2 separate regions of the Homo sapiens genome follow, and region 2 is linked to region 1. Evidence: chromatin contacts called from ENCODE Hi-C or POLR2A ChIA-PET data. All regions are on one chromosome and are shown on one strand. The core of a region is the stretch at or near the end of the contact, and the rest is flanking DNA. Distances in the headings are between cores, read along the strand shown. Region 1 has its middle 24 kb from the start of MIR1587. Region 2 has its middle 35 kb from the start of BCOR.

What was found. Hi-C counts contacts between places; a loop is a spot of excess contacts on that map. ChIA-PET counts read pairs that join two places held with the same protein, here RNA polymerase II (POLR2A). Pooled maps may share reads with other maps.
Region 2: POLR2A ChIA-PET joins it to region 1 with 10 read pairs in BJ. The contact joins two enhancer-like sites. A Hi-C loop is called at or near these places in 1 of 168 maps with a recorded cell type or tissue (endothelial cell of umbilical vein) and 8 of 50 pooled maps. POLR2A ChIA-PET finds 5 or more read pairs at or near these places in 1 of 52 experiments (BJ).

What each region holds. Positions count from the first base shown.
Region 1 is chrX:39,812,476-39,815,175 of GRCh38, reverse strand. No RefSeq gene overlaps it. Among named protein-coding and RNA genes, the nearest start is that of MIR1587, 24 kb to the left of the region's middle. RefSeq lists an enhancer at 461-520. Within about 2 kb of position 1,360, at least 15 of the 41 ENCODE cell types and tissues checked have a DNase peak (open chromatin) inside an H3K27ac peak, as active enhancers do.
Region 2 is chrX:40,131,455-40,134,154 of GRCh38, reverse strand. It overlaps a transcript of BCOR not described here. Among named protein-coding and RNA genes, the nearest start is that of BCOR, 35 kb to the right of the region's middle. Within about 2 kb of position 1,259, at least 12 of the 41 ENCODE cell types and tissues checked have a DNase peak (open chromatin) inside an H3K27ac peak, as active enhancers do.

The DNA of each region.
Region 1 (2,700 bases), core at 111-2,610:
CTGCCTCAGCCTCCAGAGTAGCTGGGACTACAGGTGCCCGCCACCACACCTGGCTAATTTTTGTATTTTTAGTAGAGAGGGGGTTTCATTATGTTGGCCAGGCTGGTCTCGAACTCCTGACCTCGTGATCCACCTGCCTCAGCTTTCCAAAGTGCTGTGATTACAGGTGTGAGCCACCATGCCCTGCCTTTTACATAGTATTTCTACCACACAGTCATGAAAGGGTAAATAACCTCATGAGAGTAAATAATAGTAAACTGTAGCAAAGCAGTCAGGAAGGTGTGAGTTTTCAGTATTTATTACCTTTGTTTTTAATATGACTTACTCCATTTTAAATTTTAATTATTTTAATTATAATTCTATTTTTTATTTTACTTCTTTTAATTTTTATTAATGGCTATGCTTAGTAACCAATTGGCAAAAATTCCTGAAAATTTGATGATCTGATCTCACAAACCAGTACCCTTTGGCTCCAGCACACCATGGAAGGGTTCTACTGGCTCTGTGGCAATGGAAAGAAAAATTAGTTTTCAAGAGAGAAAACAAAAACAAAGAAAAGCTACGAGTATTTCAATTGCGCCATCTTGTGGCGCCACCTAACAGTACTATGCCCCCATGACCTGAACTCCCCCCCATTTTGGTCATGCTGTGTCTCTATCTGGGGTGCCCAAACATCCTGGTTTGCCTGGAACACCTCCTTATTTATGCCTACTACCCTGGTTTAACGATAAAAACACCCCTTTTACTTTCTCAAAAGTGTCCTAGTTTGAACAATAAATGATATGGTTACCTAACCTATACCCCAGTAGACTATAACTAGCTTGAGGGTAGGGACTGTCTTGTTTACCATTGCATCCCTCAGACCACGGAGGCATTCAACTGATATTTGTGAAAAGAGCAGTGAAAGTTAAGGCTATAGAAACAGTTTCCCTGCCTTGTTGGTTACACTGATAACCACTGGGATTTGGAAATCTTTACGCTGTGCAGAGATTTTTAGTGTAATGTGATTGGCCCTGTAATCCCTGACCCCGGCGTCCCTGTGCACAAAAAGCCAGGCTGATAGACGTCAGAGCCTCGTCTCCCAGGGAGCGTGCGGCAGCCAGAGGGTGTTGGTCTGGCCATCTGGTGCAGGAACAGTCGAGCCGTGTGGGAGCCCAGCTGGCACGGGAATCCTTGGCTGTCCCCGGCAAACAGCATGGGGAGGAGAGCTGTGGGATCAATAGTAATTTCCTTCAGAAGAACGGCGATGTAGTGCAGTTGGCAATGGCATTGGGCTTTCCCTGGCACGGAGGCTTCTAAATGTGCTTGGCCCTCTTAGCTAGGAAGTGGACTTACAGCAGAACACTGGACAGGGAAGGGAACAAGGACAGGACTTTCTTGGCCTGAGCCCAAGAGAGGTTGCCAGGTTGGCTGTGGGAGCAAGCTTTCTCTGTGCTTGTATGTCATCGGCAGAAACAACGTAGACACTTTGAGTCACTGATAGAGAGGAAATTGTGGAAGCTGGAACATTCCCGTGGGCCTGCTGGCACCTCCCATGCAACATCCATCTACTCAGCACCTAGGGGAGGCTTCTTTGTGCCAGGAACAGGTGGTAAAGGTGATCTCCATTTCTCACTGTCTAGAGATGGAGGGTAAGGAGTTATCTGACATTTCTGAAGCAGGGCCATCATTGCGGATGGAAATAGTGGCGAGTCTAGGGGCTCAGGGAGTGGCTAGGAGTTCAGAAAGAATGGGTCAAGCTTGAGCTGCCAACTGAAGGATGAGCAGGAGTTTTGTTGGATGGGATGGTGGATTCAGGAGCACACCATATAACTACCCCCTTCAAAGGTTTGGGTGGGGACCGCTGCCCACTTGGAATTGTCCTTAGCTGATAGGAGCTGGCTGAGCTGCCTTGTCCAAGGGAGCGCCCTGCCACCTTCCGGGAGGGCAACTCATTCAATGACTGGTTTATAGGCGGGGGAGACTATGCAAGGACTTACCCCTTTGCCTCAATTTAGGACATCTCTGAAGGGCCATCCCAGCCCCAGAACTTGCCTTGGAGTTGACTGAGGCCTCTGTTGCAACTGCACTGTAGTTCAGCTTCTCCCTCTGCCCCATCCTGCAGCCCTTTCTCCCTCACAGGCATTGTTCCTGACAGCAGCCTCCAATCAGGATCCTATACACCAGTCACCATCTCAGGGTCCATCTCGCACAAAGCCCAGCATAAGCCAGGGAGGGAGGGGTAGCTCTTCTCGGGGAGACAAACAGTGTGCAAACTGTGGCCTGGAGGGTGGGCAAGCTGGCCAGGAGGGAGTGTCCATTCCTGTGGACCAAGCACAGGATTAAAAAAAAAAATCCTAAGAAGCAGATTCTTAATTCCTAAATTTTGGTGGTCAGGGAAGATTCATGGCATAAAGGTCTTGCGTTCCTGTGATTGTGACTGAGGTGTGACCTGTGGCATTTCTTAATATAATTTATATGTTCCTGCATCAGGTCAAGTTTTCCCCCAGCCTACTTTCTTAAGTTGCTCCTGTGTCCCAGTTTGGGCTGGAAAAGTGAGGAAGGGCAAGCGCTTTGGAAGCAGGTAGGCATGTGTTCGTGTCCCTCACTTACTGGTGGTAGAACTATGGGCAGATTCCTTTACCCTTCCGAGCCTGTTTCCTCCCCACCTCACCTCATGTGAGATGGGGATAATGAGATAATGCCTATAAACACATAGCA
Region 2 (2,700 bases), core at 10-2,509, 320 kb before region 1:
GCTTGTTCTGCCCTGGGAGGGAGCCTCAGCCCCTGAGCCCCCTGCCTGGAGTGATCCCCCTGCTCACCCTGACTCCCAGCTCCAGGCCCCACCTCCTCTGCGGAGCCCCTCCCAAATTTCTAGGGGGTTACATTTCAGTCTAATTCTCCCAGATGCCTTTGTGCTTATTGTCACAGCCACAAAACTTATCATTTGGTTGCTCTGAAATGACTTTACGCCTTATCTCCTCGCTTCAGTTGTAAGTTCTTAGAGCACAGGGACCACAGAGCCTAGCAAGGTGTTAATACACATGAGTGTACTTACTGGTTGGATAGCCTCCCATCAATTTCTGTCTCTTAGTGGTGTGGGAGTAGAAAAGACTCCCCAGATGTTAGGGCCAAGAAGGTTGAAATTGAGGCCGGGCGCGGTGGCTCACGCCTGTAATCCCAGCACTTTGGGAGGCCGAGGCGGGCAGAGCACGAGGTCAGGAGATTGAGACCATCCTGGCTAGTACAGTGAAACCCCGTCTCTACTAAAAATACAAAAAAATTAGCCGGGCGTGGTGGCCGTCGCCTGTAGTCCCAGCTATGCGGCAGGCTGAGGCAAGAGAATGGCATGAACCCGGGAGGCGGAGCTTGCAGTGAGCCGAGGTAGCGCCACTGCACTCCAGCCTGGGCGACAGAGCGAGACTCCGTCTCCAAAAAGAAAAAAAAAAAAAAAAAGTTGAAATTGAAGTAGATGGCCGGGGGCGGTGGCTCACGCCTGTAATCCCAGCACTTCGGGAGGCCGAGGAGGGTGGATCACGAGGTCAGGAGTTCGAGACCAGCCTGACCAACATGGTGAAACCCTGTCTCTACTAAAAATACAAAAATGAGCCAGGTGTGGTGGCATGTGCCTGTAATCCCAGCCACTCAGGAGGCTGAGGCAGCAGAATCACTTGAACCCAGGTGGCGGAGGTTGCAGTGAGCTGAGATCATGCCACTGCACTCCAGTCTGGGCGACAGAGCGAGACTCCATCTCAAAAAAAAAAAAAAAAGAAAAAAAGAAAAAAAAGAAATTGAAGCAGATGAGCTCAGATCATGAGGGATTTTCTGAAACTGCTATATTTTGAAGAAAACCTTGCTGGTCCCCTCCAGTTTTCTGTAATAACCTGGCTGAGCAGTGGGTTTCACTGTCCGGTTCACGCACTAACTGCTTCAGGGTCACCTGGGGTGCCAGTTCAGAATTCAGAGTCCTGGCCCCACGCCTGAAAATACTGACTCACTAGGCCTGGGGTGGGGCCTGGAAATCTCTATCTTTAACACGCCACTGCTGACTCTGACGCACAGCCAGGTTTGGAAACTAGTCGAGTCTGAAAAGAATGTTCTCTTCTTGGAAGTGAGAAAATGTTAGGGGGGCACCGTGAGAAGGGGCTATGATTTGGATTCTGAGAGACCAGGTTTGAGTCTCAGTTCTGCCACTTACCAGGTGTGTGACCATGGGCAAGTTATTCAGCCCCTCTGCACCTCAGTTTCAAGTGGGAACACCACGGATCTGTTTTGTGACTAGTGCCATGCAACAAATTACCCCAGAACTTTGCCACTTAAAACAACTCTTTGGCCGGGTTTGGTGGCTCATGCCTGTAATCCCAGCACTTTGGGAGGCCGAAGCGGGTAGGTCAATTGAGCCTAGGAGTTGGAGACCAGCCTGGGCAACATGGGGAGACCCTGTCTCTACAAAAATACAAAAATTAGGGTGAGAGGATTCCTTGAGCTCTGGAGGTCGAGGCTGTGGTGAGCTGAGATCCCACCACTGCACTTCAGCCTGGGTGACAGAGTGATACTGTCTCAAAAACAAACAAAAAAAACCCCAACTCTTTGATTTTGTTCACAATTCTGTGGGTTAGGAATTCTGGAACGGACTCAGCTGGGTACTTCTCACTTGGGATATCTCATTCGGTTGCAGTCACACATCAACAGGGGCTGCAGCCATCGGAAGGATATCCGAGATGGCACACTCCTGTAGCAATCAGTTGATGCTGGCTATTGGCTGGGAGCTCTGCTGGGCTGTTGACTGTGGCACCTATGTTGTGAGTCTCTGCCATGGCAGTAGACTTCTTACTGACTTCTCTCAGAGCAAGTGCCCCAAAAAGAGCCAGGAGCAAGCTGCATGGCTTCTTCTGCCTTTGTCTTACAAGTCTCAGAGTGTCACTTCTGTTGTGTTGAAAGCAGTCACAAGCCCACCCAGACTTCTAGAAGTAGAGACAGAGACCACACCTCTTGGTGGGAAGAGTGTCGAATAACTAGCGGGCGTGTTTAAAACCACCACGGTATCTCATGGGGTTGTTATGAGGATTCAGTGAGATGATCTTGCTGAAGTGCTGGACAAGCATGAGTTCCCCTCCTCCTTCTAATTTGAGGCCTGGAGGCTAACAGGGTAAAGCCAGTGCCAGGTGCCAGGTCTCCAGTCGCTTGCAGTTGTTCATGTCTACTGGGCCATAGGGACCGTTTTTCTCAGTCTTGTCTCCTCTTCTCTTCTCTTCTCTTTTACTGACAGAGTTTCGCTCTTGTTGCCGAGGCTAGAGTGCAATGGCGCGATCTTGGCTCACTGCAACCTCTGCCTCCTGGGTTCAAGCGATTCTCCTGCCTCAGCCTCCTGAGTAGCTTCAATTACAGGCATGTGCCACCACGCCTGGCTAATTTTGTATTTTTAGTAGAGATGGGATTTCTCCATGCTGGTCTC